Linked DNA regions of Mus musculus: regions 2, 3, 4, 5, 6 and 7 are each linked to region 1. The links are chromatin loops, found by intact Hi-C in ENCODE. Cell type or tissue: left cerebral cortex. All regions are shown on one strand. Region 1 holds the start of Nsg2 (neuron specific gene family member 2). Region 2 has its middle 5.2 kb from the start of Gm12108. Region 3 holds the start of Gm40823 (a long non-coding RNA gene). Region 4 has its middle 15 kb from the start of Gm12108. Region 5 has its middle 16 kb from the start of Gm46275. Region 6 overlaps Nsg2 (neuron specific gene family member 2). Region 7 has its middle 4.5 kb from the start of Gm39676.

Region 1 (4,000 bases):
TGAGACCAGTCCTGTCAGTCAGACCACCGGTGGATCTTCCTAGCCAGCATGTGTCATGGAGATCCTGCAGCTTTGGATCTGCCAGATCCTAAAGCCTTCATGCACTCCAACAGTTCATAGATGGGTTAGATGTTGGGGTGGCCTAACTCATTGCCCTGGATCTGGGCCTGAGTGCTAGCTGAGCTGGTCAGCCTGCCAGTTCTCCTGCACCCACCACACCACCAGGGCGAACTCTCCAGCACTGCCCCAGCCAGCTTACCCAGTGATGCAGCCAGTGAGGGTCAGGGCCAGCTCTCCTGCTGTCATGCCCTTGAGGCCGGCTCTCCCACCCTCTGCACAGTAGATGATGTTTATTGCATTTTGATTATTACACACACACACACACACACACACACACTATGTATCTTTTTGGCTATCTTAAGATTGCAAAAAACATACTTAAATTGATACAGATTACTTGGACCCAAAGCTTCATCACTTAAAGCAGTCTATAAGGCCATATCCGACACCATCTTGGTTTCTTTCCACCGCACTCTGCTGCACAGATGTCTTGCATGTTGCGTACATTGAAAACCTCATCAAATGATGTGATAGTATTTGCTTTCAATCCTCAATTTTTTTTTAAATACCAATTATTCTATTTTATCTGGAACCCCTCAACCTTGTTCTCCATCAAGGTTAGACATGCCATTCCAGCCATGGCCTTCCTTCCAGCTTGGGTCTTAACCTCACAGGTCACCAAGCCTGGACTTCTCCTTGCCTCCAGGCAAGCTGCTTTCTGGAGCTTAGTGAACTCTAGGGACCTCTGTCTTGAAAAGTGTGGCTTTTCCTTGTCAATCAGCCATGAACTATCAGAGGGGATTTCTTTGACTCTTAGGGCAGCAGCGTTAGGATCTGAAATATACATGTTCACAATTGAACCTGTGGTTGCTGGCTATACTGTGCTGGTCTCGTGCCATGCATGAATTTGGCAGTCATTTAGGTCTTTGGAAAGAAGGGGAAGGAAAACCAATATTTCTTAGAATACTTCCCTCTCACACATATACATCACCATTTAACACTGCCCTGTGTGGTGCTGATAGATGACAGCCTTCATGGTCTCAAAAACCCTTACACACATTTCATGCCCGAACAATACAGAAGACACACGCGTTTCTGTGCCTTGTAACACATAGACACTAGCTAGGGTGATTTTTTTTTTTCCACACAGAACAAATATTTTTTAAATCAAAGTGAACCACTCAGTCAGTACTGCAGCTGTTGATGAACAGTGATTTGAGCCACAGCTGGGAGAAGTCACTGGCAGTGGGCTCAATCATCCCTGTGGTTGAAATAGGCGTTCAGAGCATCTCTCACAAGTCAGATGTGTTTCCATGGGTACATTCTCTTCCCGTACTCCCTGCCATCTCATTCTGCAAGTGCTGTTATCCTCCATCAAAGGCAAGGCAGCAGAGGCTCAGGGAGTGGCTGAAAATGTGTCAGACCCACCCAGCCAGTTTGGTCCGGCTGACACTGCCTCTCCACTCCTTCTTACTCTGGTCAGCAAACTGGATGTTATTTAACGTCTTGACCTAGATATGGATTTTGGGGACAAGAGTCAGGGATCAAGTCCCAGTTCTGGCCTTTTCCAGTTCTGTGACCTTAGACAGGTCAAGTCTATGCACTGTCTGCAGTTTATGCAGGTGTGTTCACAGTGCAAGCCACCCCATTTCCCAGTCTTTGTTAGAAACCACAGTTTACAAAAGAGGGCAGTAGCTTGAAAGAGACCAGAAAGGTGTAACAGCACAGGAAATGGAAAGTAACTACCAGTTTACTTTCTCTTCTAACCCAGAGCAGGTGTTTTGAGTTTTACAGTATTGTTAGGGAAGCTTTAGCAAGAGGGGAGCCCTTCTCCTAAAACAAAACAAAACAAAACAAAAAACAAAGTGCCTGCTTTTTCAGTTTCCACCAAAGACTCAAGAATTGCATTTTACATTATTGTAAAAAAAATTATAAGCCACATTACTGTTTTTGGAATAACCAAAATTCCTTCCACTTTTCTTTAAAACGTTTGTCCTATGCAGGGGTTGTGGCCATGCATGAGAAACAGCAGGTGGTGCCAGATGACAGGTGGTGTGGGAGCCGTCCCCGGTGGGAGGCGCGAGCTGGCGAGCAGGCTGGCAGCTGCCAGATCTTCTCTGCGCGCTGGCGCCTCGTTCTCAGAAGCTCCGGATCCAGGCACGCGAGGGCTGCTTTTTTCAGCACCACGCTCTGGCTGAGGAGGGAGGACTCCTGTTTGTCCTCCTCCTCTACATATTGGCTTGACTCTGCTCTGACCCCCACCAGTGCCGCACAGTAAGTAGGCATTTGTTTTTGTTGTAACCACTCCCCAGCACCCTCCCAGCCCTTACCACCCTGTCATCCCCACAACTCCGTTTGTCTAATTACGTCCCACCAGCCGGATTGACAGGAGAAATTCAGTTGTGCAGGGCTTTTGAGGGTGCGGTGAAATCAATCCTTGAGTTCAAAGGGAACTGGAGGGAAATAATGTGATTTGTTTATTTAGTTGGCAATCTTGCAATATGGGGGCTGCTAACTTTCCATGAAAAGAAAGAAAGGAAGGAAGAAAGAAAGAAAGAAAGAAAGAAAGAAAGAAAGAAAGAAGGAAGGAAGGAAGGAAGGAAGGAAGGAAGGAAGGAAGGAAGGAAGGAAGGAAGGAAGGAAAGAAAGAAGGAAAGAAAGAAAGAAAGAAAGAAAGAAAGAAAGAAAGAAAGAAAGAAAGAAAGAAAGAAAGAAAGAAAGAAAGAAAGAAAGAAAGAAAGGAAGGAAGGAAGGAAGGAAGGCCCTGGCTATTGAGGAAATGGAGCTATTTCATGGCTGAATAAGGAGATCAGGTTCAAGCCAGCCTCTTTCTGATGTAGAAACCTGGGTCTCGTGTACAATCTACATATTATGTAAAAGAGAGAGAGAGAGAGAGAGAGAGAGAGAGAGAGAGAGAGGGGGGTCTTGAGAGAGAGATTGACTGTATTTAATTGTGTTTTAGAGATTGGTGAAGAAAAGGCAAAATAGCGATGTGGGTGGTGAGATGAAATGTATCTTACTGCAGGGGGCCCAGAATAATGGAGTTTCCTTTTGTGCTAAGAACAATCTTGCCAGTGGGGCTCTAGGGATATGTTAGCCACAGTTTCTTGGTATTTTTTTTAAGCTCATTTAAAAAAAAAATGAAGGTCTGAGGTTTTGGGGGTTTTTTGGTTTGGGGGTTTGGGGGTTTGGGAGGGGCTCCCTAATTCGAGGGTTGGTGAACTCGGTGAGCAGTTAGCACATTCTGATGATTAATGAAGTTTCCCCGGACAATGGGAATCATGTCAGGAAATCTAGTGGGAGATTGATGGCTGTTGCCAGGTTGAATGCTGCTGCAGTTGAGCTGTCTCAGACCGTCCTCAGCCCCTCACATTCCCACTGTAACCAGAATCCTGCTGCTTGCCTTAGGTCTGGAATAAAAGCAGAAGCATGGTGAAGCTGAACAGCAACCCTGGAGAGAAGGGGGCCAAGCCGCCTTCCGTGGAGGATGGTTTCCAGACCGTCCCTCTCATCACGCCCTTGGAGGTTAATCATTTGCAGCTGGCTGCTCCCGAGAAGGTAACCGGGTGATCTTCCTTTCCTTGTCCCCCAGGCTACCCTAACCCAGGAACCCAAGCAGCAAAAGATTTTTTTTTTTTTACCCCTTCAAATCCTTTCATTCTTCCAGCCACCAAACAGGCTCCCTTCCTTGGAAAATATTGTGTCCAGAGATGAGACATTTCTTGTGTTATTGCAGATTTATGGTGTTTGCTCATAATCTACACATACAGGCAAACAAATTAATGTTCTCTTGTTAAGATTTTAGCATGGTAGATGAATACACATAAGCTTCTATGCAGTGATGAAGGGGGAAAGGCTTGTCTTCATTTTCTTGAGGTGTTTTGAAAATGGATTGGTATAGCTAGGAAGGCAGAGACTTGGACTCGCTCAATCCAGCAAC
Region 2 (4,000 bases), 110 kb after region 1:
AGCCTGTCCTAAACTAGAGATCCTCCTGCCTTGGCTTCATTGATGTGTGTTAACACATTTGTCTTTAGGACTTACCTCTTTTTAAATGTATGTGTATATATGTGTAGCTTCCCCAGTCTTGAGCAGGCTGGCTCAGACCTGTTCTGCCGCTATGAGCTAGCCCACCTGGGGTGGAGTCTTCCGACCTAGATAGGTCTATTGTTCTGCCACCTCGTTTTCTCCAAGACGCTGAGAGGCTGGACCTGCTTTCTGAAGCATCTTGAATAAGCAACAGCTTAGCAACAAAGCAATGAGAGCCTGGTGTGGTGGGAGATGGGCTTTCCCCTTTTATAAGCTCAGACTCTTAAGTAAACTTAAGTAAAAGATCAGTATCTTTGTCTTAGTCTTGTATTTCTCTCGCTGTCTCTTTCCCATACAGCCCCAGCCTCCCTTTCAGGAAACCAGTTCGTGTAGCTGTGGGCAGCTACGTATATGTGAGCATGCCTACATGAGTTCATTATGTGCGGCATTATGTGCCAGCAGAGGGCAGACGAGGGTGCTGGATCCCACTGAACTGGAGTTACAGGCAGCTGTGAGCTGCCTGATGTGGGTGCTGGGAACCAAACCTGTAAGAACAGTAAGTGCTCCTAGCTTCTAAGCCACCTCACCAGGCCCTGATATGTTACTGTATTACCATCATAAATCATGTTACTCTCTAGTGCAGTGGTGCTCAGCCTTCCTAATGCTGCAACCCTTCAATACAGTTAGTTCATTCTGCTGTGGGGACCCCCAACCGTAAAATTATTTCATTGCTACTTTTTAGCTGTAATTTTGCTACTGTTATGAATTGTAATGTAAATATCTGATATACAGGATATCTGACATGTCACCCCCTGCAGGGGTAGTGACCCACAGAATGGAGAATCAGTGTTATAGAGACTGCAAAGGAAGAACTGACCCCTGGGGTTGTGAGTCTGTAGGACTCAGACCACTAAGTCTCTCATTCTCTATGTGTCATTACAAAACATCTTTATGTTTCCTTCCAGCAAGAAATTACCACTTAGTACGATAGAACACCATCATTATAATACTGTGCAGTTTTCAGTCCTTGCAACTGATACCATACTTCGGGCCAAACAGCTCAACTCCGAAGGATCTGATCATTAGCTTCCTATAACAGCATACCCTGTTTTCTCAAAGATAGAAAGGGTGGCTTGTAGGTAGAGAGAATGTGTTCTTTTCCAACTGTTGGCTGAACCCAGGGAAGTGTGGTACAGACATTGCCCCTGGAAGCCTAGAAGCCAGAGTACATGGAATGTGTGCCAGGTGCCTTTACATCTGGGAGGGTTTTTACTTTTAATGACCCCATAACTGAAATGCAAAGAGGCTTAGACATGGCTCTGTTTTAGATTGGATTTTACCAAATACACCTGGTGCCACAGACAAGCATTTGATGACAGTGTCTTGGGCCATAGTCACGAATGGGCTGTGGCCCTCCCTGGTCCCCTCCTGTGGGCTGTGCTCTCATTTCACTGTTCTTGAACATTACAAGGGAAAGCCCCAGCTTAGTCTGCCAGCCTGCTGAAGCCTGTTTTTTTTTTTTGGGGTTTTTTTTGTTTTTTGTTTTTTGTTTTTTTTTCTGGCAGCCTTAGCTTCAGGTTCCTGCTCTTTCCAACAGGCAATGAGGCCAGACCTAAGTAATAGATTGCAGGGAGATTCAAAAGATAAAACCTGTCAGCATTTCACACAAGTAAACGGCAGGAACATCAGTAACACCATAATTATGCTGTTTGCCATGGTTTATGGAATTTTTAAATTGTGGAGTAAAACCCATCGGGTCACTGCTCTCCCCTGAGAATGGAGACTCTTTGCCGCCCTTGCCTGTGAGTGGGGCACAGGCTTGTCTTGTTCTGTCCTCTCAACTGGAAGTTCTGCCCAGATGCCGTCTCAGAACAGCAGTGAGTGAAGAAACGACCACCTGCTTCACTAAAGCATTAGCATGAGGCCTTGGGCACTGAATTCCTCCAGCACAGCAGCCTGCCACCAGCTTAGGTCACAGATCCGGCTTCTTTAGGAACTAGGTTTAGGCTAAATGTGTGTAGCTCCCAGCGTGCACACAAGCACTTGACTGCACCCTGCCTGTGGCTGAGAGGAATCTAGGCTAGGGCAGCTGTGAACGCTGCTGAGAAGGCTGGCTGCAGCTGCAGTCCCCATGGGGCGCATTCTCATCTGTGACTGTGTTCACCATACAGGGACTGCAGGTGGCACTTAATTTATCCCCTCTTTATTTGGTTATAAAATTCACCCACTCCCCACCAGGTAAATGTTCCACCAACATCAGGGTATTAATGTTCTTAAAGTCACAGAGCATCCTCAGAAGGTGATGTTAAAAATGCAATTCCATAGCTTTATCAGGCAATCATGTGACGCAGTGGCAGCAGGTTTGTGTCAAAGAGCTGCATCACCAGATACACACCCTGGCAAGCACCTGACCCAACGCCGTGCACCAGAGTTGTGCTCAGATTGGGATTTTGAGAGATTCTTACACATACTCCTCAAAAAGACATCATAACTGTTCAAAGCTCGTTTTCCTGGTAAAGGCTACATTACAGGATGATCGGCAAAGTCCAGAGGGTACAAAAATGGCTGTTGGACTCTGTGACCATGCTGATCTCGAGTAACAGTCCAGGGACTACATGGACAGCTGACTGTGTCCACTTTACAGACATGGAGACTGAGTTCTGCTGGGGAGTCTGCCTTCTTTCCCAAGGCCTCACCTAAGGCAGTAACCACTTTTCTTCTCCCTACATAATCCTTTTCTGCTTCTTGGAAACCGCTCTATTCTAAAAAACAAAAACAAAAACAAAAAAAAACTGGAAACAAACAAACAAACAAAAAAACCCAAACAAACAAAAATCAACAAATACTCGTGATAAAAAGTGACAGTTTCCTTAATGACACTTTCATTCGCAAACACCAGGAACTTGGATCAGCTTCACCCCATTATCCTTCCCTGCCCCCTCCCTGCTCCAAGCCTCCTTCCTTTGTCAAATGGACCCCTTTTACTTTCATGATGTGTGTGTGCGTGCGCACATGCATGTGTGCGTGTGTGCGTGTGCATGATCGTATATGTAATGTGTATATAAAATCCAGGTTCCACAGTGGCATCTTTCTTTCTGAGTCAGGCTTATCTTACACAATATACTCATCTCCAGTTCTGTCCGTTGTCCTGGGGATGCTGTCATTCCTTGTCCTCTGTGGATGAAGAAAATGCCAGTGTGTGTCCCTACCATGCTTTCCTGTCTGCTCAGCTGCTGAGGGACACCTGAACTCAAGTCATAGTTTGGCTACTATGGACAAGATCACACAATAAACTCAGCCAAGCAGGGACCTGCTGCTAGATCCTCAGCTGACCCTGCAGCTCTGTCTCCTGACATGATCCCTTGCAGGCTGGTGTTGGTCCAGGTCTTCCTGCTACCAACAGCGGCTCAGGCTGATGGGTACTGTTCTTCTCATTAGTGCCTAGAAAGGTTAGATCAAGCGTGGCATTTCTCCCCCAGAAATCAATGCTTTGGGGAAGCAGCACTCTGGGAAAGAAGTGTGCAGCATCAGTGAGTCTCCTTGAGTCTGGCTGTGGGAAGGAGTTGCAGAAAACTTTTAGCCTGACAAGCCCTTGCCTGGTATACTGAGAATGTATGTGATCATAGGAGAACACAAATCCTCAGGCTGCGTGCCTGGGGCCACTCTGGGCCCACAGCAGCAACCTGGGGATTACACTATTCAGGGTTGGAAATGAAGCTTCAGTGGGGGGAAATGCCTGGAGGCTCACAAAGTGGGTAGCTCAAAAGGTACTGGAAGCCAGGTAGTGATGGTGCATGCCTTTAATCCCAGCACTTGGAAGGCAGAGGCAGGCAGATCCAGCCTGGTCTACAGAGTGAGTTCCAGGACGTCCAGCGCTACACAGAGAAACCCTGTCTCGAAAAAACAAAAACAAAACAAACAAACAAACAAACAAAAAACC
Region 3 (4,000 bases), 160 kb after region 1:
GGGTAATCTGCCTGGTAACCCACACTGGCTTAGATCCTTACTGTAGTCCACAAGCTTCTCCCGAGACTGTTGAGTTCTCTCCCCTGGCCAGCTACAAAGCTGCCCTGTCACTCAGAATGCTAGCCAGCGTGGAACAACCGACCTGCTCGTTTTCTGCTTAATTTCTCTATATCTTTTAACCAAAGCAGGTAATACCTCCATCGATAGGGTCTTATCTGGTGAGAACCAAGAACAGCAAGTGCCTGCATTGCTTTGAAGGGCCTCTTCCATTCAAAGCCGTCAGCTGTAAGGAGGTGACTGCTCCTGGCCCTGCGGCTTTTGTTTATTAAGTATTCCAGAAACAGCGTTCCCCAGTGATGCAGCCACTCCTTTCAAACGTTTTAAAAATTCTTTAACTGGCTTACAGATGGCAGGTTTCCATATGGCTGAGATCTCTACAGTCAAGACAAATGTTTCTACCTATCGGTTGCTTTCCTGTGGTATGTCATAGCCACTCAAAAGTCTCAGTAATAGACATGAGGATGTAAATCAGCCATTCTGGGAATTCCAAGAGCTTCGCCTACAGGAGGCCATTGAAACTCACTGATGATCACATCCCCTGATGTAAAATGGAAGAGTGTCCGCACACAACCTAAATACATCTTCTTGTGCATCTTTAACCATCTCTAGATGACCTGATATACCTAATAAAATCTAAATAGCTGTTACCCTGCATCGTTGGTGGGGTGGTGATGAGGGAAATCTGCACATGACCTAAAGAGGTGTGCTTTTCTTTCTTTCTTTCTTTTTTTTTCCAAACATTTCTCATCGTTGTGGGTTGAATCTGTGGCTGTATCTAGAGGGCTGACTGGAATTATATCAGCTGGGTGAACAGCATTGGTAGGGAGCTGCACCGTCCAGTTGTAAGGGAAGAGAGAACAAAAGGGCAGGTTCCGGGATGAAGGTAGGATTTTGGGAAACCTTCCAGGAAGAAGAAAGGAAGGCTCCTCCTTTGGTACCCCCTCCCTCCCCTCTATAAAAAGGACATGGCAACATTTCTCCTTTGCAGGGATGTATGAAGTGATGAGAGGGACCACACGCAGCAATGGGTTCCGGGAAGAACAGCTGCCTGCAGAGCTGAATCGGGATGAGGTGTGGAGCAGGCTGGGCCACTGGAGGGAGCTCGCCTTCGCTGAACTCCTAGCTGCATTGTCACCTGCGCACCTAGCTCAGGTACCTTGTGAAGCACTCACTGCCCGGGTTTTCCAGACAGGGAGAAACACCAGTGCTAGAAAACAGGCTGGAGAGCGCCTCTAAGGCTCTGGAAGCCTGCACAGGCTTAGCCAACAGGGAACAATCTGGAAACACAGAAGTGGTGCAGAGATGGTGTCGTTCAGGTCATGGGGCAAGAGGTGATGATGGGGGACCGAGGGTGGGGTCCATAATCAGATCTTCCCAGTCCCCTGTGCTCAGCAATAGATGAGTCGTGGGTCCTGACCTGTCTCCAGGTGTTGGAAGTCCAGGTGCCTCCGGAGGTTCTCCAAGCTCCCTCTGGTAAGGGCTTGTTCAGTTCTGCTTTTGTGTGTTACACTTAATACTGTCAAAAGCAATCATAGCCGAGAGTGGGAGACCCAGCTTGGGGAGAGCCGTGCAGAGGTACCCAACAGTGGCCAGTGATGCCTGGTTCTGTGTGTAGGAGAAAAAAGGAGGAGTGGGTAGGAAGAGCCATGAGCTAACTCTGCCTGAAAGATGAAAAGCTATTTCTTCGCTTTGCCAGAGGAGGAAGGCAGCCTAGGGAGAGGGGGCGAAGGCACTAGCGACATACGGGTGCTGACACCAGCCCACCGCACCCAAGGCGACCGTGCGCGCGCGCATGCTCTGCCCCCTGGTGGCGAGGCCGCTCTGTGCACACAGCCCACAGCTCCTTTGTTCTGAGGCTGCTGTTGTGCTTATCACTACGTATTCTGCAGGATCTGGGCAGGCAGGACTGGGTGTGCTAGAAGAGCCCGTGAACCCGAGTTCCAATCTCCAACCGTTACTCCAAGACCTCCAAGTCGCCTCAGAGTTTCGGTTTCAGCAAGACCAAAATGGAGGTGAAAAGCACAGGCTTGATTGTGTTATGAGAAGCTGGCAGGAACCATCCTACTCCACCCAATCGCCGGTGTAGCATTTTAGAGAGTATCTGGGGTTGCTACCCACCAACCTACTGCCAGTTCGTTCTCATGCCACTGGCTCCTCTCCTCCTTCCTTCTCGCCTTGGAAGCCAATTTAGTGAACAAAGAACACATTTTGTTAATTGAGGACGCTCCAGGGACCTCACTGAACCTCCCAACACGGTTTCTAAGCAATGCCATACTCTTTTTGTTGTTGTTGTTTTTTGTTTGTTTTGTTCTTTGAGACAGGGTTTCTCTGTGTAGTCCTGGCTGATCCTGGAACTCACTCTGTAGACCAGGCTGGCCTCGAACTCAGAAATCCTCCTGCCTCTGCCTCCCGAGTGCTGGGATTAAAGGTGTGCGCCACCACGCCCGGCAATGCCATACTCTTGAGCGGACGCTGAAAGAACGACACGTCTCTTACCTTTAGCCTGCATCCTCAGAAGTGTGTGGAGGTGGGCTTGTCTTCATCTCTTCCTAGAGACAGATCCGCCACTAATCCACCTTGAAACCATTTTAGGTTCTATTCTGACATGGGATGGTGGGAAAGTGAATGAGAAAAAGATAGGAAGGAAGATAGGATAAAAGAGAAGCGAAGAGAAGATAAAAGGTCCCTCCTAGGGTTGACAGAGCAGAATCCTCCAGGCCTAAAGAGCAGGTGAAACGCATGATCAAACCACTGAGGCCGGAAGTCTGGCATCAGTGCAGGCAGGCTGGGTCCTTCTGAAGCCCCTCTCCTCAGCTCTCTGATGGCACCATCTCCCTTCCTCCTCACTTCTGCCCCGTCTCCTAGCACCTGTCCTCATGAGGACACCAGTCATGTGAAATAGAGACTCAACGAACTCTTTTTAATTTAGCTGCCTTCTCTCTAAATGCAGCCACATTTTGAGATGCAGGGATAAGAACTTCAACAGAGTGCATTTTGTTGGGGCATGGTTTGGCCCATACAGAAAGGCGGGAAGAGGAGGGTTAGAGAAGAGCCAGAATCCATATTATATAGTGTTGCCTCTGGCCAGCGTTTGGATGATATCCCTGTAAACATAATTGGGAATTTCAATGTCAGGAAATTTCTAAGGAATATTTGGATCTCATCCCACCTAGATTCACACTCTGACCCAATGGAGTTCTCGTCCCCCCTGTATTAGCTCTGCTGTCCCCACACTGTCCACTTTCCTTCCTTACTGTTGTTAGTGCCTCACCTTGACTCAGCTGTAAACCTTTGATGTGGGTGAAAACCTTGTGGCCCTTCTGCAGGGGGTTTAGGTAGCCCTAGATGTGAATCCAAGGTCTGCCATCTTAAAACTGTGTGTGATTTTGTTCTTGGAGAGGTATCTTCTGTGTACCACAGTGTCTCCCTTTGTGAAACTGCCATTGCAGTGCCTGCTCTTTAAAACCAGGTTAAGTATGCTGGCGGTGGTGGCACATGCCTTTAATCCCAGCACTCAAGAGACAGAGGCAGGTGGATTTCCATGAGTCTAAGGTCAGCTTGGTCTACAGAGTAAGTTACAGGAGAGCCAGGACTATACAGTGAAACCTGTCACTAAATATCAAACAGGGCTCTGGTCCTTCCTTCTCCCAGGGGCTGTTTTGCCACTGGCCCATGATGACAAAGAGAGCAGGGGTTCAGACGGCCTAGAGGGTGACAGTGACAATCATATCCATCCAGGATCAGCTTCAGCCAGGGAGCTCAATAATTTTTTTGTTTGTTTGTTTGTTTTTTTGTTTTTTGAGACAGGGTTTCTCTGTGTAGCCCTGGCTGTCCTGGAACTCACTCTGTAGACTAGGCTGGCCTCGAACTCAGAAATCCACCTGCCTCTGCCTCCCAAGTGCTGGGATTAAAGGTGTGCGCCACCACCGCTCAACGAGGG
Region 4 (4,000 bases), 86 kb after region 1:
CCCCAGGGGCCCTGTGTTTTCTGCCAGGAACCACAATATGGGAGAGATTAATACCGTGCACTTCCTGTGCAGACCAGATGTGACTAAAGCATATTGATCCCCCTCTTCTTCAATCCTCGTTCCCCATTTCTCCCTGTCTAGGGGACTCCTCCCTTAACCTGGGACTGAAGCTACAGAGGAGAGCACTTCTGGGCTGTACAGCTGCCCGGCTTCCTCCTAAGCCTTTCTGCTGTGCTGGAGCAGATTCCCTTCCCAAACATTCAGGACTTCCAAGGTTGGAAGTGCAAAGCAAGGCAGCTTTGGGCTCCCATATTGATCTCCTGAGGTAGGCAGGACTCCAGGGAGGGCGAGGGAAACAATGGGACAGACAAAAACTAATATGGGAACCAGGAGGGTGGGGGAATTCACTAGTTTCCTAGGACATCTCACCGGAAAACAAAAGGCGAAGCTGGTTTCAATAGAAAGGGTGTCCCGGGTACCTGTACTGCTGACATCCACATGGGGTTGCGTGCAATTCCTGTGCAAGGAGTTGGTGCACATGGCAGGTTCCCCCTCATCTGTTGAGGTGACAGACATGTGTCCCACCTCCCATGGTTTCCTTGCACCCAGCAGCTTTCTTCCTTTTTTTTTCCTTGTTTTGTGAAAAAAACCTTAAGAAGAGATGGGCCCTCTTGATTTTGAAGGGCGGGTTACCATGCTGGGCCACAGATCAGTCATCTCTGAAAGCCACTGAAGATGCTACACCTTTTGGTGTACGAAGATTTAATTCTTCATGTAAAAATAAGCATGTACATCCATCTCACTAGTATGTAAGTTTGATTTCATCTTAATAAACGGCAAAAATATGTGTGTCACACTAGTGTTTAAAAATAATTTCTCTATGCCATATCATCAATAAATGTTTGATTCACTATTTTATACCTTTTACATTTTTATTTCATTAATTTATTTTTTTTACGTTTTGCCTTCCTGTATGTTTGTGCTCCACACGCATGCCCGGTGCCTTGGAGGTAAGAAGATGTTGGATCCTCTGGGATTGAGGTTACAGATGACAGTGAGCTGAATATGGGTTCTGGGAATCAAATATTCAAATATTCCTCTGGCAAGAATAAGAAATGTTCTCATCTGCTAAACCAACTCTCCAGTTTTATACCTACTTTGTATTTCTATTTTATATGCCTCTCTACGTACATCTGGGGTCATGCAGAAAATTTTTTTCAACCTAAAGAGGTAGCAAGTGGAGAGAGGTTAGACCTGCCTTCAAGGGTGCCGTCCTTGGGACATGCATCTCCAAATGACGTTTCCACACTGGATCTGAGTCTTCATAAAGCTGAAAATGCTGAGTGCTCTCACCACGGCCAACGCAGTTCTCTCACAAGCAGAGAGACCCAGTGTGTAGGCCCCAATGGGGAGCGAACGTGGGATAGATACCAAGGAAAACTTCTGAACAATTGCTGTGACATCTTCCTAACAACGGTAGTTAGGACAAAAATAACCCTCACCTTCAAAAGCACATCCCCAGACAGCGATTGCACTTGAGCCTCTGAGGCTCCGCGAGACCTTGAGCGGTTCCTGGAAAAGGTGGCTGGGACCTGTGGCCCTGAAAGGCTGGTCAGGGTCCCAAAGTTGATCTGTCATTTTGGGTTCCAATTCCAGAATCTGAGTTCCAGAAATGGCTCTGTGAGGAGGTGCCAAGTTCTCAAGCAGTAGATGTACAAAGAAAGAGAATAAAGATTATGGGATGGGAGGCAGGATCTGCAGCCTCTGTGGTCCCCACTTCAGCTCTGCACTCATGGGATCACAGTCCTTCCAGCTTACCTAGGCCCTCTGTCTGCATACTGCCTTACAATATCAAACACATGCCCAGGTATTTCTCCTGGGTCTCCTGGCTTGATATGGCCCCTTGACCTGACACTCTCAGCCACACTCAGGGCTAGACCTAACATCTGTACAGACTGTCACTGCACTGAAGGGACCCAGGACAAAGAGCTACAGAAACTAGGCTGTGGTAACCCTCTGAGGGGCTACTGTTTGGCTCCCAGCCACAGACAGCTGCCTCCAGGCTGGAGAAGCTGGTATTGGCCAAACAGATCTGTTTAAATAAGGTCTGCTTCCCTGTGCTCTGGGCCTTGGAGACTCAGTGGGGCAAATCCTGGAGTTACTCAGAAATGACTCTGAGGGGCTTCTCTCACACCAGGCCTTTGACTTTGCTCAGGCCTAGAGGCCTCGGTACAGATATGGGTGGCAGTAGAACTGGCATCATCCGGTTGCCACAATATGTCAGTATTCTGAGCAAAGCTGGTCCTCTTGAAATCTCCCCAAGGCTCCAAGGCTCTGAAATGCAGAGAAAAAATATGTCTTCTCCAAAAACCAGGGCTTGTGGCTTCGGGGCATATGCTCAACTCCTGCCACAACCAACACTTACTTTATGGATGTGCCTGAGATAGAGAGAAAGACAGAGTGTTTGTTATAGAAGTTTCTCTTTGAAGTAGCTTTTGTATCAGGTAGAGCTAGTTTATGCCCTGTCTCCACTGGGTATCCCAAGGGATCTTGGGCATAGCTCTTGCCCTCTGGGCATCTACTTCCTCATCTGTGAATGGATTTGAACTTTGAATATTAATCTCCCTGAGCATCATCAGTCCTGGCTGTAAACTGGGAATCAGCAGCGTCCTGAAAACTGTGAGTACCTAATACATGCCCAGTCAACCCTTCTTGGACCTAAAGGAATTGTGAGGAATCTAGGTCCCACTGAGGAGCTGGGGACTGGGCCCCCTCTAGAACTAAATGTTGGATATATCTGATCGATGCCTGCAGGAAAGCCCCACTCCCAGAGACTGGCTGTAACTCCTTTCTGCCTTTGTTTTAATGCCTGCTGTAGTCTGGCTCTGCAGTGATGCAGATGTGGGTGTTGTTGCTAGGCAACTGGGCTACGGCACTAATCCTAGGAGGCCTTGGTTTCATTGGCTGCCTATTCTGAAGCTGCTGATAGTGTTGACTTGGAAATGGCTGTAAAAATGAGATGAGATGATGTCAGTACCAGGGTACAATGTTTGTGTGGTGGGACAAAGAGGCCACTCATTCCATAACAGCCCCAAGGTGCATGCTCCTGATGACTGTTGTTTTACCAATAACAACCTCAGGATGTAGGGAGGAAAGTGGTTGTGGTGCCAAGGAATAAATCTACATGCATGTGACTTCAGAGAGGAGGGGAAGCTGGGCTTTGATGTCCTCCCTGCTTCACCCATTGTCCATTGCAATGCTTTAAACGTAAACCAGATCATGTGTTCCTGCCGCAGCCCACTGTCTGTGTGAGTAGGCTAGACCGTCCTATATGAGACTCAGTGCTATGGGACCCCAGAGGGTTGTTTACACCTTCGTTCACACTGCTTCTCCCTCATTCTGCATCTGCTGCCTTTTCTCTAAGTGTCCTGCTCTTGCTGTCCTCATCACAGGTCCCCCACTCCCCTCCAGGCTTCAGTCAACACCCACCCCACTGCCGCCCACCGCAGCCCTCTGTGAACCTCCCGGCTTTTGAATTTCTTTCTGCCCATTCGCATAACTAACTCCTCTGTCCATGAAGTTCAACCCTGCTTCACCATATTACACTGTCCCAGCCTGGCAGATAGGGGAAACACAATAGATCCCTCCTGGGTGAATGTCTGAGAAGTAGACGTTTAGTTTATGAATGCCTCCTGGGACCTTTGATCTGACACTTGAGGTGAACACTTCTTTGATATCTGATCTTCCTCTATTATGGGCCAAGTATGCTGGGGACACTCTCTCTTGCCATTAGCCTATTTTATAGGTGAGGTGCTTGAGATACAAAGACAGGAAGGAGCTTACCCAAGGTGTCCCAACTTGTGAGATCCAAGCCCAAGTTTCCTGGCTCTTCTGTCCTGCTCTGAGGTCAAGATAAGACTAGTGCGAGAGCCAGGCATAGCGCCACACACTTTTAATTCCAGCACTTAGGAGGCAGAGGCAGGAAGATCTCTCTGAGTTT
Region 5 (4,000 bases), 320 kb after region 1:
ACTCACCATCCTTCTGCCTCTACCTGTCCAGCACTGATATGACAGGCCTGTCACCCACCTGATGTGGAGGTTAAATTTTTCTGGTAATAGCTTCAGTGAGTTCAGAAGAAAGAGAAGAGTCTGCGTGAGCCAGCACAGCCTGGATTGCTCTTGTCTTCTCCTTCAACAATTACAGCTTAACACCCTCTTAAACTCCACTTCAGCCTCCCAAATGTTCTAGTTTGCTTTTAATTGTTTCTTTCTTTCTTTTTTTTTAAACGTGTTTCACTTTTCCAAAACTTCTGGAGATAAATCTCTGGGGCATAATCAATCTTCTGGGATTTCTCCCTTGAAAAGTGACATTTGATTTCCAGACAGATGCTGGAAACATACGTGACTCCCAGTTGTAGGAAGCAGGCGGGAAGCTGAAATCCAGATGAGTATATTGTCCAACCTTCCTAGGTCTCTGGTCTGTCTTTGGATCAGCAATAATTACCTGAACAGCTACCATGACTTTATTAATTTGGGGGTGTAGCTCCCCGAGGTTGTCCCTACACAGCAACTGCAGGATCTGAGGGTCTTCCTTAAGAACAGTGTGTCAAAACCAAGAACCAGTTCGTCTAAAGCTCCTTGGCTCACAGACACACAAGTAAATATAAAATGATTACCCTATCAGATTAGAGGAACCTGGAAGATCACCCCAAGTCTATTCCACCCAGCCTCTCGAGAAGGTGACAGCCTAACCCCCTGCCAGAACTTATCCAGACCTTGATAATGTCTATGGACCTACCGAATCAGAGACCCATGGTTTACCCTTTGTTTTGTTTGTGTATCTTGTGGTGGTGGGGAAAGATACACATAGGTGTGTTGGTCACATGCATGCATGTGTGTGCATGTGTGTTTGCACTTACATATGTAGAAGCCAGAGGACAGACCTGGGTGTCGTTCCTCAGACACCACCTTTTTTTTTGTTGTTGTTTTAACATAGTCTCACTGAGCAGGCTATCTGTCTGAGCTCCAGGGATCTTCCAGTCTCTGTTTCCCCAGTTCTGAGAGTATCACCACCTGGCGCCACCATGCCTGACTTTGGACATGGATTCTAGGGGTTCAAACTCAGGCTCCTCAGCCATGGTTTTTTTTTTTTTGTTGTTGTTGTTGTTTTCTTTTTTTTTAAATACCTGCTGTATAAATTCCATGTGTCTACAATTTGCTTTTCTTTTACCAACATAATCCCCTAGCTCAAACAAAACAGGAGACTTCTGTCACTTACAAAGGAAAGCAGTCTGAAGTAATAATTTACAAACCTAATAAGCCTGTATAAAAGAGACACAATCAGATATTTTATTTATGAGCCGTGTGCCCAGACTGGGCAGAGTTAGGGCTATACTAGCTCATTCCCCAGCTGTAATGCCCTGTTACTGGGTCTTTCTCCTGGCCACTTGGTTCCGGACCATGGCATCTTCCTCCTCCTCAGCCCCCCCCTCCCTGCAACCCTCTCTCTTAAACCTCCAGTCCCACCTTTCTCCCTCCCCTGCTGCCCAGTCACAGGCTCTAGCCTTTTATTGACCAGTTAAACTGGGGAGAAGGCTCACATGGCATCACTTGAGTACATGAAGATTTGTTCCTCACAACTCCCCCCTTATCAACATCCCTGCCTCGGTTTCCCCACTAGTGGCATGGAGGCATCGCCTAATTGACAAGGACGGGTGCTGGTGTGCCCTGAACTGTCCATAAGCCTAGGCAGACCTCTGCTGCTCCACCTCCAAAGCCCTCCCTGACCCTTTGTGACTCACCCGCTCCCCTGTGGTCTGCTCTGCTGCTCCAGGGCTGTGAAAAAGAACTCAGTGGCTGTCTTAAAATAGCAGACCGTCTCTCTCCTGTGTGCCCCTAAAGCAGCTGTGTTTGGTTTTGTCTGGAACTATCTGGAAACTGAGACAATGGACCCAGGACACTGTCACCAAGCCTCAGACGGAGCAAGCTGTCAATCACCTCTCAGACCAGGAGCTCATGCAGGGAACAGGTGATCTGCACCAGACATTCCTTCACAAGCACGGGTTAGAAGCCTAAGCTGGGAACAGCCAGTCCTCCCCTACCCACACTGCCCTGCCCTGTGGGAGAGGGCACTCGTCTTGGCTTAACTCTGCCCAGCTCTGCTTCCCATATGTGACAACACCGGGCAATCTCAAGCAAGCACTTCCCATCCATGAGACCAGTTAACCACAAAGCACCTTTCTTCACTTTCTTGGTGCGCGTTCTGTCACTACAGAGTTCCTGGGTCTGGGAGATGGATGAGCAGTAGACTTGATTCGGCTCACAGTGCTGGAGGGTGGGAGGGTTGAAGGCCTCTGCTGAGAGCCTCGAGCCACACTGCAACATGGTGGAGGACCTAGAATATAAGAAAACAGTAAGCTTAGCTCCCCTCTCATTAGAAAGCCAGTGGCGCCACCTTGGGGCCCACTCTCAGCTGTTTATGACTACCGGGCAGGAGGTCTCTGGGGCGCCCCCTGCAGGCCACTATAAGTAGGTGCAAGGCTTTTCCAGTATCGTCACCACCTCCAGCATCACCTTGCCTTTGCACAACCAAATACTTGTTAAATGTCTATTTGTAGGACCGCACTCAGACCTGTGAGATGTAGGAGACGGTTTTGCTCTTGATGTCACCTGTGTAATTGCTGGAGGTCAGTTCAGACACAGTGGCACTCTGGTGGGACTAGAAGGCACCTCACTGCCCTTGGGTAGCTTCTTGAGTGCCAGGGGAGATTCTTATACCACGTAAGGACAAAGATGTGACAAAGCTGAACTGAAGCCATGAGCAGTCCTGGATCTGATGGGAGAGCCATGGTGAATGTGGGCTGAACGATTCCATGGGCTGGAGTCCTGGACTACATAAACAGAAAAGCGGCTGAGCGCAAGCTCTCTCTGCTCCCAGGATGTCTACGATGTGACAACCTCCGCTTCTGTCACCGTACCTTCCTGCCATGACGGACTGTACCCCTTAGAATTGTGAGCCACAGTAAACCCTTCCTTAAATTGGTTGTGCCCGTCGTTTCAGCAACCGGGAAAGTGACTAATATTGAAAATTGGTACCTGGAATGGGGTGGGGAGTGAGCATTAGAAACCCGACCATGTGGTTCTTAGACCTTTTAGACTGGTTTGTGGGAGGCATATGGAAGCACTTAGAATTTTATCCTAGAAAGGCCCTGGGATACTGTAAGCACAGACTAACGTGGACAGTAGAGACTCGGCAAGGCTTTGGGGGAAACATTCTATCAGGTAGTGAGTTAGGGGACATTGTGTGATATATTTTGGCAAAGGATCTGAGTGCATTCTGCCTATGTCCTGAGTTGAGTGGGGTTTAACTTAAGGAGAACAGGCTGCCGTGTCTGGCAGAAGAAATCTCCAGACAGGAGACCAATCGGGAGCTCATTTGGGCTGTGGCGAGGTCATTGCTTGCTGTTCTCATTGAGGCCTCTCGTGAGAGAGAAAAAGGGGCATCCTTGAAGTTTGGTTAAAAGGGTGTGCAGGTAAGATTAAAGTTCCAGGGAAGGACAGGCAGGTGACACAGCAGGTGTAACTATTAAGGAGATGAGCAGCATGGAAGAGAAGCTGACCCTGGGTGACAGGAAAGGTGCCCTGGGTGTAAGACCCACCCCAGAGAACTCCATACTGCAAATATGCAAGTTCATTTAAGAGGAAAGTGTCCAAACTAAGAACGCCATATAAAAGCTGGTTGAATGACTCTGGGAAGTGTTTCCCAATGCCAACACTCAAAAGCCAGTGCATTTGTGGTCTCCACCCAGAGAAGGCAGAATAACTTGGTGACAGCATCCACAGGGCATTGGTTTTATGGGTGTGAAGAATGCAGGATGGCAAGAGTCATAAGCCTTGTACCACAGATCTAGAGAATCACTGGGTCCACCCGCAAGGAAGTCCTTGGCGGTTACTCTCCAGTGGAGACCCTAGAACCATGCAGCATCTGCCAAAGAAAGCTGCGGGTGTGGGATGGACCCAAGAGAGAGTC
Region 6 (4,000 bases), 61 kb after region 1:
GTAGGTAGCAGAGGCTGAAGTATTTTTTGGTGTAATTCTTGAAATTTTCTGACAGGAAAAAAAAATAAACATAGATGTGTCTGAGTGTCCTGACTGTCTGTCCATCTGTCCTTGACGGCTTGACCTTCTGCTCAGTGAACCTCATGGGAATGCTAGGGGCACAGGAGGTGGGATTGGTAAGTCCAGGAGCAGAGTGCCCTATGACGTGGGAGGAGAAACTGGGATAGTGTGTGTGGGGGGGGGTCTCTATCTTAAAGTAAGTATAGCCTGATACACTGCTAAAGTCCTGGCACGATGCGGAGCCCTGGGCAAGATCCTGAAGCCCTACAAAATCTTAAGGACTACTCATGATCCTGAGAATGTCACGTGACACCAGAGCCTCATGTGGTAAAGAGGTCAAGATATGCCACTAAGGAGCTAATAGGATGCCGAAGGACCCTATGATATGATATATGAAGTATCATGATATGACATGAAGTATGTTATACCAAGAGGCCTGCAATGCTGAGGTTATGATATGCTGCTGCTGTTATGATTGATTCAGAAGGCCTGACATAATACCGTGGGCATTACATGATGCTGAGCATTTGATAAGATGCTGAGATCCTCATGGTGCAGAAGGTCTGACAGACAGGATGCTAACTAAGGGCCTTACATAATGCTGGCCCTGCGTCATGGTCCTGACATCATAGCAAGGCACTGACATGCCGGTTAAGGGACCACCATGGTGACCCTGTATTTTACTACCTGATCACATATTGTGGTTCTCAGCTGGTGCTGAGCACCTGCATATGATATTCAGTTTCTAAAATGCTGCTTGCAGGCCTGCCTTGATGCTGAGTGGCATGTGACATTGAGGTCCCAACATGATGCTGAAGTCACAGCGCTATTCTGAAGTCCTCGTAGGATATTAAAACAAGGTCCTGACATGGCGCTGAGCTCTAAACATGACAATATTGAATGTCTAACATGACACAGAGGTCCAGACATGACAGAGAAGACATAACATGATACTGGAGATCCATTCATGATGCAGGTACTGACAAGATGTCAAGGTCTGGACACAAGGCTGAAGACCTCCTCTGATGCTGACCCCCCTGCCATGACACTTAGGGCATGGTATGCTAAATAGGCTCTGACATGACATTAGACTCGTGCTATTTTTCTGAGGGCATTACATGAGGCTGAGGACCTAATGTAATCCGAGTGACAGACACAATGCTGAGGTTCTGGTGGTGATAGATGAATCCTGTGGTTCTGATAGATGAATCTGGTACTGACATGACATGAGATGTTCGTGAGGTGACATGAGATGTTACATGATACTGAAGAAATAGCAGATGCAGAGGGAATGAATAATGTTGGTTTCATTCCATAATGCTCAGGAACTCATGTGATAATGCAGATGCTGAGGTCAGGACTTGTTGCTAAGGATCTGACAATGTGCTCACATCCAGAAATGTTGCTGAGGTCCCATCCTAGTGAGGACATCTTGTGATGCTTAGGACCTCACATGATGCAGAGATAATGGCATAATTATGAGGTCCTGGCCTGATTCAGATTGCCTGATATATTGCTAAGGTCTCACATAATGCCAAGGCCCTGTCACGATACTCAGGTTTGACATGATATCACAGACGTCCTGACATGGTTTGGAGGATATGACATGAACCCAAGATTCTAACATGAACTGAGGTCCCTCGTGATGTGGAGGGCATGAAGTGGTCCTGAGGTCCTGACCTTACTGAATGCCTGGTGTGATTCTGCCATGATGCTTGCCATGATGCTAAGGGCTGGGTGCTGATGTGATCCTGAAGGCTTGAAGGCTGAGTCCCTGACTTCCTGACGTGTTGAGACCTTGACATGACACTCAAAAGCTGGTTAGACGCTGGGGGGGGGGGGGGTTGGGGAGAACATGGTAAGAGATTGAAGTCCTGACATATGACTAAGCTCCTCCCATTATTCTGAGACTCTGAAATAAAACATTATCCTGCAGTCCTGACATGATGCCAGGACTTCACACCATGCTGCTTCCCTGACAGGAGGGTGTAGTCCTGACATGATGCTGAGAGCCTGGTATGGTGAGAATTTAAATAAGGAGTATTTCTGTCCACTTTGTGTTGGTACAAGAGCATATACACAGAGCGCTATGAATAGAAATGAATCTTCTTTCTCACAGGCCTGGTTGCTAGGAGTTCAGTATCAAGGTAGTGACACCTTCTAGGGAGGCAAAGAGGGGGTGTAAGAGAGCAAAGACTCCACCTCAAGCAGCAAGCCCGTTTATATTCAGCATTAATCTGTCCATGAGGCTAGAGTCCTCATGGCCTGAAAATCTCCCACTAAGCCTCACTTTCAATAGTGTTGTGATAGGGATCAAGTTTCTAACACATACTTTTGGGAGGGACAGATTTAAACCATTGCATACAGTCACTGCCCTGAAGCTTAGAGACAAAATTAGATACAGAAATAGTCAGTGGCAAAAGAGGGTCTGTCTGCTGAAGGCTCTGCTGTCTCGCTAGCCAGCGGCTCAGGGAGGAAGCAGGGAGCCAGCACTGGGTCTGCTGTTTTAGCATGCTTTAGGCGGTGGTCATTGGCATCACTGAACAACTGAAAGCTTGAAGCCAAGGTGCATGAAGAGGTGCCCATGGGCTCTGCTAGAGAAACTTGGGTTAAATCTAGGTTGAGCGATCCCATGACCCCTTTCCGTTGTGTGTCAGACCCCAAACAGCATGGGCACAATCACAGCCCACTTCCCAGAACATCAAACTGCAGTTTTCACAGACGCGAACTTGCTTATTCTTAGCCTGAATTCAGTCCCAGTGTTCAATGCTAAGAATAGCAAATGCCCTTTGGTATGCCAAGTGCTAAGCGCTCACCAGTTCCAAGAGGGAGCCACCCCTACCTTCGATATCACTGCCATCGACTGTCACTACCACTTCCGTCTCAAGTGCACAAACATCAGTGAAGCTGTGTTTGAGGTGATGTGGCAAAGCGGCAGAGCTGTGATTGCAACCCACGCATTTGGGTCCCGTCTTAACTGTTCCATCAGCAACAGCCGCACATCTCTGCACTGTGCTCTGGGGTTGTGGTTTGTGCCCACACATCTTCCTGCCTGGGATGGCAAGCTGTTTGGGGAGGAGATCAGGACTGACTGGATACAGTTGGAAACAGGCAATCTACCCTGATTGCTGAACTGGGGGTTCTGACCCACATGCGTGGCTGGAAGAGAGAAAGAAGACAGCACAGCCCTTGCCCTCAGCCCTTGCCCTCGGGTGCTGTGCAAACTGCTAATGGAAGAGCAGAGACTGTTGGCATTTTGTCTAAGCTCCGCCCCACAGTTACCTGGCAACAGCCAGGTGTGCCTGACTAACTGTAAAAGAGGCTGCTTGCTGGGCAGTGGTGGTGCAGGCCTTTAATCCCAGCACTTGGGAGACAGAGGCAGGCAGATTTCTGAGTTCCAGACCGGCCAGGTATACAGAGTGTGTTCCAGAACAGCCAGGGCTACGTAGAAAAACTGTGTCTCCAAAATCCAAAAACGAAAAAAAAAAAAAAAAAGAAGAAGCTGTTTGCTCCCTCTCTCTCCTTATGGTCATGGCTGGCCTCTACTTCTCTTCTCTTCTCTTCTCTTCTCTTCTCTTCTCTTCTCTTCTCTTCTCTTCTCTTCTCTTCTCTTCTCTTCTCTTCTCTTCTCTTCTCTTCTCTTCTCTTCTCTCTCCTCCCCTCCCCTCCTCTTCCCTTCCCTTTCTCTCTCTCTCTCTGTGTGCCTTTTTCTGTCTCTACTACCTTCTTAACTCCCCTCCCCATGCCTTGAATAAACTCTATTCTATACTATACCATCTTGTGGCTGGTCCCTCAGAGGGAAGGGATGCCTCAGCATGGGCCCAGGAAGGCACCTCCTTCCCCCACACCTGACTACAATTCTTTCTCTCTTGATCTTTTTATAAACACAACAGAGACAACCCTTCACACTCCAGAGTTCTGGCCAGTCAGCCTATCTTTT
Region 7 (4,000 bases), 140 kb after region 1:
CACACACATACACACACACATACACACACACATACATACACACACATACACACACACATACACACACACATACACACACATACACACACATACACACACATACATACACACACACATACACACACATACACACACACATATATACACACACACATACATACACACACATATACACACACATACATACACACACATACACACACACATACTCACACACACACACACATACACACACACACATATACACACACACATACATACACACACACACACACACACACACGTGCGCGAGCTTGAGCTTGCGCAAAGCCCCCACTTAGGGCTAATTGCTGGGGCAGAGAAGAGGAGACTATCAACCTTTCAACAAGGGCAGCCACAGTGTCTGGGGGCCAGGCTTAGTAAACTAAGAGTCATGACAGGAGTTGAAGTGAAATGGCAGATATGGTACTTAGCCTCTCTTGCCCCATCCACCATGGTTCCTGTGATGCATAGCAAATGCTCTACTCCTACTCTGCAAGCATCGTAGATGGTGAAGGGCAGAGGTGATATCCTGAAGGCCACCACTGTGGCTCACACCTCAGGCTTTGCAGCACCCCTGGCCCCACATAGAAGATCTGAGCTTGTTCTTTTTGTTCTTTTTGTTCTTCTTTTGTTCTTCCGATGTGAGCAGCTGCACAGTTGACTACTAGGCAGAACAAGTGTGCTTTCTGCCCACACGCCTTCCCTTGCCACTCCCCAGTTTCTGTCTATGAGGGCGGCCCCTGCTCTGCTGTGACCTGTGTCTGCAGAACCGTGCGACATTGAAGAGGAAAAGGAAGAGGAGGAAGAAGAAGAAGAAGAAGAAGAAGAAGAAGAAGAAGAAGAAGAAGAAGAAGAAGAAGAAGAAGAAGAAGAAGAAGAAGAAGAAGAAGAAGAAGAAGAAGAAGAAGAAGTAAAAATGGGGATGAAAAGGAAAAAAATGTAAAAAGTACTTTTTTATCTAAAACGTTGCCAACAATCTTTGGCCTATGCACATAGGAGTGCCCCTACTAACGCTGTGTAAATCACACAGCTCTGCGCACATGACAAAAAAAAAAAAATAAGTGTGATAGTTAAAGGTAAACAAGATGATAGTAGCTGCCGTTGTTTAATTCCTACTCCATGGTAGTGTTCAAACATCTGAACAGAGTTCAATTCCAAAAAGCGTTTCCGAGTATCACTGTGGTGCTGGGCCCCAGGAAGAGGGGAGTTCCTGTGGAGGACTAGTCCAGCGGAGAAGGCAGATGAACAGTCTCTGATGAAAACCAAGGAAGGCTTCTCCCGTGGTGACGACCAAAAGTGCGCAGTGTGGCGCTGAAGGATGAGCAGCAGTGTGCTCGCTCTCAGAGAGTGAGGACAAAGAATGTTCCAGGACTGCGGGAAATACGAAGATATCACAAGCCTGGGCTTGTAAGCAGTCCACAGGGCCAGGAAGGGTCAAGATGGGGTTCAGGCCACCTTTAGCTGACTCCAACCCCCAACAATAAGCAGCAGGATGTTTTATTGATAGTGTTTCAGTTTCTTCTACTTCTACCCAGCATCTCGGTTTCCTGATTGGAAGCTCCACGAAGCCCAGATCTGCGCTTTTGCCATAGTCTACCAGACACATGAGACGTTAAAAATATTGGTCAATGTATTGTTCGGGACCCTATTTTTCAAAGTTTTACAAAGTATAGCATATTTCAAATGTGTGCAAGTCTGAGGGAGAAAAATATCCAAGTGCCTCTGTGCCTGTCATCCGATTCTGACATTTGTCAGCTGTGAACAAGTATGAGCCACCCATGCCACCTCCATCTGCAGCCTGGATGGTTTTAAAGTCTACTAATGCCCAGCTGGCTGCCTAATGGGGAGCTTTTCCTGGGATGCATTTTCTAGGAGCCCCAGTTGACCCCTGCAGATGAAAGTTTTCTGTTGTTACTTCAGTGAGATCTGAAGAGTGGGAAGGTGTGGGAACTGGGATCTACCCTAGGGCTCTGTTCCCTAACTGTGACCTTGGACAAGCAAAGCCATTTCACCTTGGTTCCCTTTCCGTCCACCAGGGGGAGTGAGTGAGCAGTGTGGAAGCCTTCCCCTTGTGCCAGGACAGGAAGGAAGCCTCAGTAAGGCACTTCCTAGCTGTTTGCCTTTGGCAAGCTACTTACTTCTCTGAACCTCCATTTCCCCACTTACATTATCTACCTCGGAGGTTGCTCAGGGAATCATGAAACAGTAAAAGTTTGAGCAGTTGACAGATTTGAGGGTGAATTCAAGACCAGGCCACGTTGCGGGTTTAAATACTCCATTAGTGATTCCTTCAATATTTTCTATCACTTCTTTGGAAAACCTCTACCTACAATAGAACAGTACAGGCGTGATCACTACCTCATTTATCTTTAAACAAAGATATTCTTTAAGTTTCTCATTAGCATAAGGCAAGCAAGCAGTGTGACATCACAGAGACCCAGGGCATTGACAAAGACTCTGCCCTCCCCCATTGTCTTTTCTCTATAACCCCAGATCCAACCCTAAAGGAAAAACCTGTCAGGCTCAGACCAGGAAAAGTGGCAGAGAGGGGGATGGGCGTGCCCACTCCTCAGGAAACCCAGGTCACCTTAGAGAACCTGACCTTCAGGTGCTCTGAGGGTTCCCACAACAGCCTGCCTCTCACAGAGGATGCAATTTACAAACCCATCGTTTCTCACTTGAGAGGCTCCTTGACAGCGAAAGCCTGTGGGGTCTCCCCAGTGGCACCCTCATTAAGGAAATGCAATTTAATTGTCATTGGGACTGGGGACCTGCGTTGGATGCTACTTTCAGCGCTTACTCTGCAGTGACAAAGCGGTGGAGGATGCCAGAAGCATGCCGGCCTGGAAGGAGGGAGGGGGGTGGCATCTGAGGAGTGAGCTAGTGCTGAATTGCCCCATCTGTTGCGTTAATAACCAATTGGTCCAGGGGCTGGGACATACGGTACCTATTAGGATCTGTCTGCACATACGTAACTGCTCATTTCATCTGCACAAATGACTGCTTACTTATGCAAATGGCAGGCCTAAATGCCCAAATTGGAAAATGCAGCTAGGAAGGCACTTCCTTAACAAAGGTTATGTTCAAACCCCACAGAGGTCGAAGCGTAGGAGCACCATGCTGTGGATGTGTTAAAGAAAGCAAGCAATGTGGGGAAGGACAACTGTATTGGAAAGATGTTGGCGCTGACAGCCATGGCTCCTGTAATCTATGGTACAGAAACAGTGTTAATGGTAACAAAGGGCTGGGTGTGATCTCAGACGCTTCTATTTCCAACCCTCAGGAGGCAGGGAGCCAGAGGCAAATGGGTCTCTGTGAGTTTGAGGCATCTGGTCTACGTAGGAAATTATTGGACAGCCTGGGCTACTTAGTAAGACTGTCTCAAAAAGCAAAGGAGGGCAGGAGGTGGGGTTTACAGACAAAGCCCAAAGCTTCTGCTTGGGTGAGCAAGTTACCTGGCAAAATAGGTGGAGCAAATCCCAAAGGCTTCCCAACAGGGTCCAAAGCAAGATTCTGTGAGCCAACTAACCATGAGGTATATTAGGGAGGCTTGAAAATCAAGTACTCCCATGGCTGAGAATCAAACTGACTGCCTAGGTATCAATTTTCATCCCACTCTCCAGTTACCACTGTGTGGACAAAGTGGTAGAGGGATGGGAAAGGCATAATGTTTTCCAGGCTCTGGCTTTTGCGTCCTGTCAGACCTTTGTGGACTGGACTTCAGTCTCAACACTAGCCAGCCCACCATGGCTGGGTTGCTGCATTTCTCTAAGCCTTGGTGAGTTGTCTGGAGATAAAGATAGCGCCAGCTGGCACCCAGAAGCATTGAGAAATGAGATTTGCACTCATGAGGCAATGCCAGGTACCAGAGATGTCCCCAGGGAAGGTTATTATCGTTAAAAACTGCATGTATCAAGCAGTCTTTCAGCTCTGTGAGAACAACAAAATTGCCATTATTGCTAGCTCATTGTCTTAAACG

The links. A loop is a pair of places that touch in the nucleus more often than their neighbours do. Peaks named below come from ENCODE experiments on the same cell type or tissue, not always from the same donor. Only the 100,000 strongest peaks of a DNase experiment are listed, where the experiment ranks them.
Region 2: a loop joins it to region 1, with 3 times the contacts of the local background. A loop is called at or near these places in 7 of 42 quality-filtered maps.
Region 3: a loop joins it to region 1, with 8 times the contacts of the local background. A loop is called at or near these places in 19 of 42 quality-filtered maps.
Region 4: a loop joins it to region 1, with 4 times the contacts of the local background. A loop is called at or near these places in 2 of 42 quality-filtered maps.
Region 5: it touches region 1 in a loop (2.9-fold over the local background); 4 of 42 quality-filtered maps call a loop at or near these places.
Region 6: it touches region 1 in a loop (4-fold over the local background); 8 of 42 quality-filtered maps call a loop at or near these places.
Region 7: a loop joins it to region 1, with 2.4 times the contacts of the local background. A loop is called at or near these places in 15 of 42 quality-filtered maps.

The regions. Positions count from the first base shown.
Region 1 is chr11:31,998,263-32,002,262 of GRCm38, forward strand. Nsg2 (neuron specific gene family member 2) reads left to right here and starts at 2,157. Exons shown (of 5, transcript NM_008741.4): 1 at 2,157-2,334; 2 at 3,469-3,618. The coding sequence starts at 3,490. In left cerebral cortex, CTCF peaks have their summits at 2,093 (motif pointing right) and 3,077; DNase peaks (open chromatin) are centred at 1,466, 2,161, 3,078 and 3,475; H3K4me3 peaks cover 2,172 bases; H3K27ac peaks cover 2,237 bases.
Region 2 is chr11:32,104,406-32,108,405 of GRCm38, forward strand. No RefSeq gene overlaps it. Among named protein-coding and RNA genes, the nearest start is that of Gm12108, 5.2 kb to the left of the region's middle. In left cerebral cortex, a CTCF peak has its summit at 2,112; a DNase peak (open chromatin) is centred at 2,144.
Region 3 is chr11:32,160,500-32,164,499 of GRCm38, forward strand. Gm40823 (a long non-coding RNA gene) reads left to right here and starts at 812. Exons shown (of 4, transcript XR_872353.2): 1 at 812-943; 2 at 1,049-1,212. In left cerebral cortex, CTCF peaks have their summits at 1,161 (motif pointing right) and 1,864 (motif pointing left); DNase peaks (open chromatin) are centred at 464, 1,206 and 1,851; H3K4me3 peaks cover 1,092 bases; H3K27ac peaks cover 899 bases.
Region 4 is chr11:32,084,682-32,088,681 of GRCm38, forward strand. No RefSeq gene overlaps it. Among named protein-coding and RNA genes, the nearest start is that of Gm12108, 15 kb to the right of the region's middle. In left cerebral cortex, no CTCF peak of the experiment used is centred here; DNase peaks (open chromatin) are centred at 1,540, 2,927 and 3,385; H3K27ac peaks cover 2,396 bases.
Region 5 is chr11:32,318,917-32,322,916 of GRCm38, forward strand. No RefSeq gene overlaps it. Among named protein-coding and RNA genes, the nearest start is that of Gm46275, 16 kb to the left of the region's middle. In left cerebral cortex, a CTCF peak has its summit at 2,461 (motif pointing left); a DNase peak (open chromatin) is centred at 2,435.
Region 6 is chr11:32,059,118-32,063,117 of GRCm38, forward strand. It overlaps Nsg2 (neuron specific gene family member 2), which reads left to right. Exons shown (of 5, transcript NM_008741.4): 5 at 1-94. Among named protein-coding and RNA genes, the nearest start is that of Gm12108, 40 kb to the right of the region's middle. In left cerebral cortex, no CTCF peak of the experiment used is centred here; DNase peaks (open chromatin) are centred at 2,114 and 2,989; H3K27ac peaks cover 1,392 bases.
Region 7 is chr11:32,139,164-32,143,163 of GRCm38, forward strand. No RefSeq gene overlaps it. Among named protein-coding and RNA genes, the nearest start is that of Gm39676, 4.5 kb to the left of the region's middle. In left cerebral cortex, a CTCF peak has its summit at 2,057 (motif pointing right); a DNase peak (open chromatin) is centred at 2,058.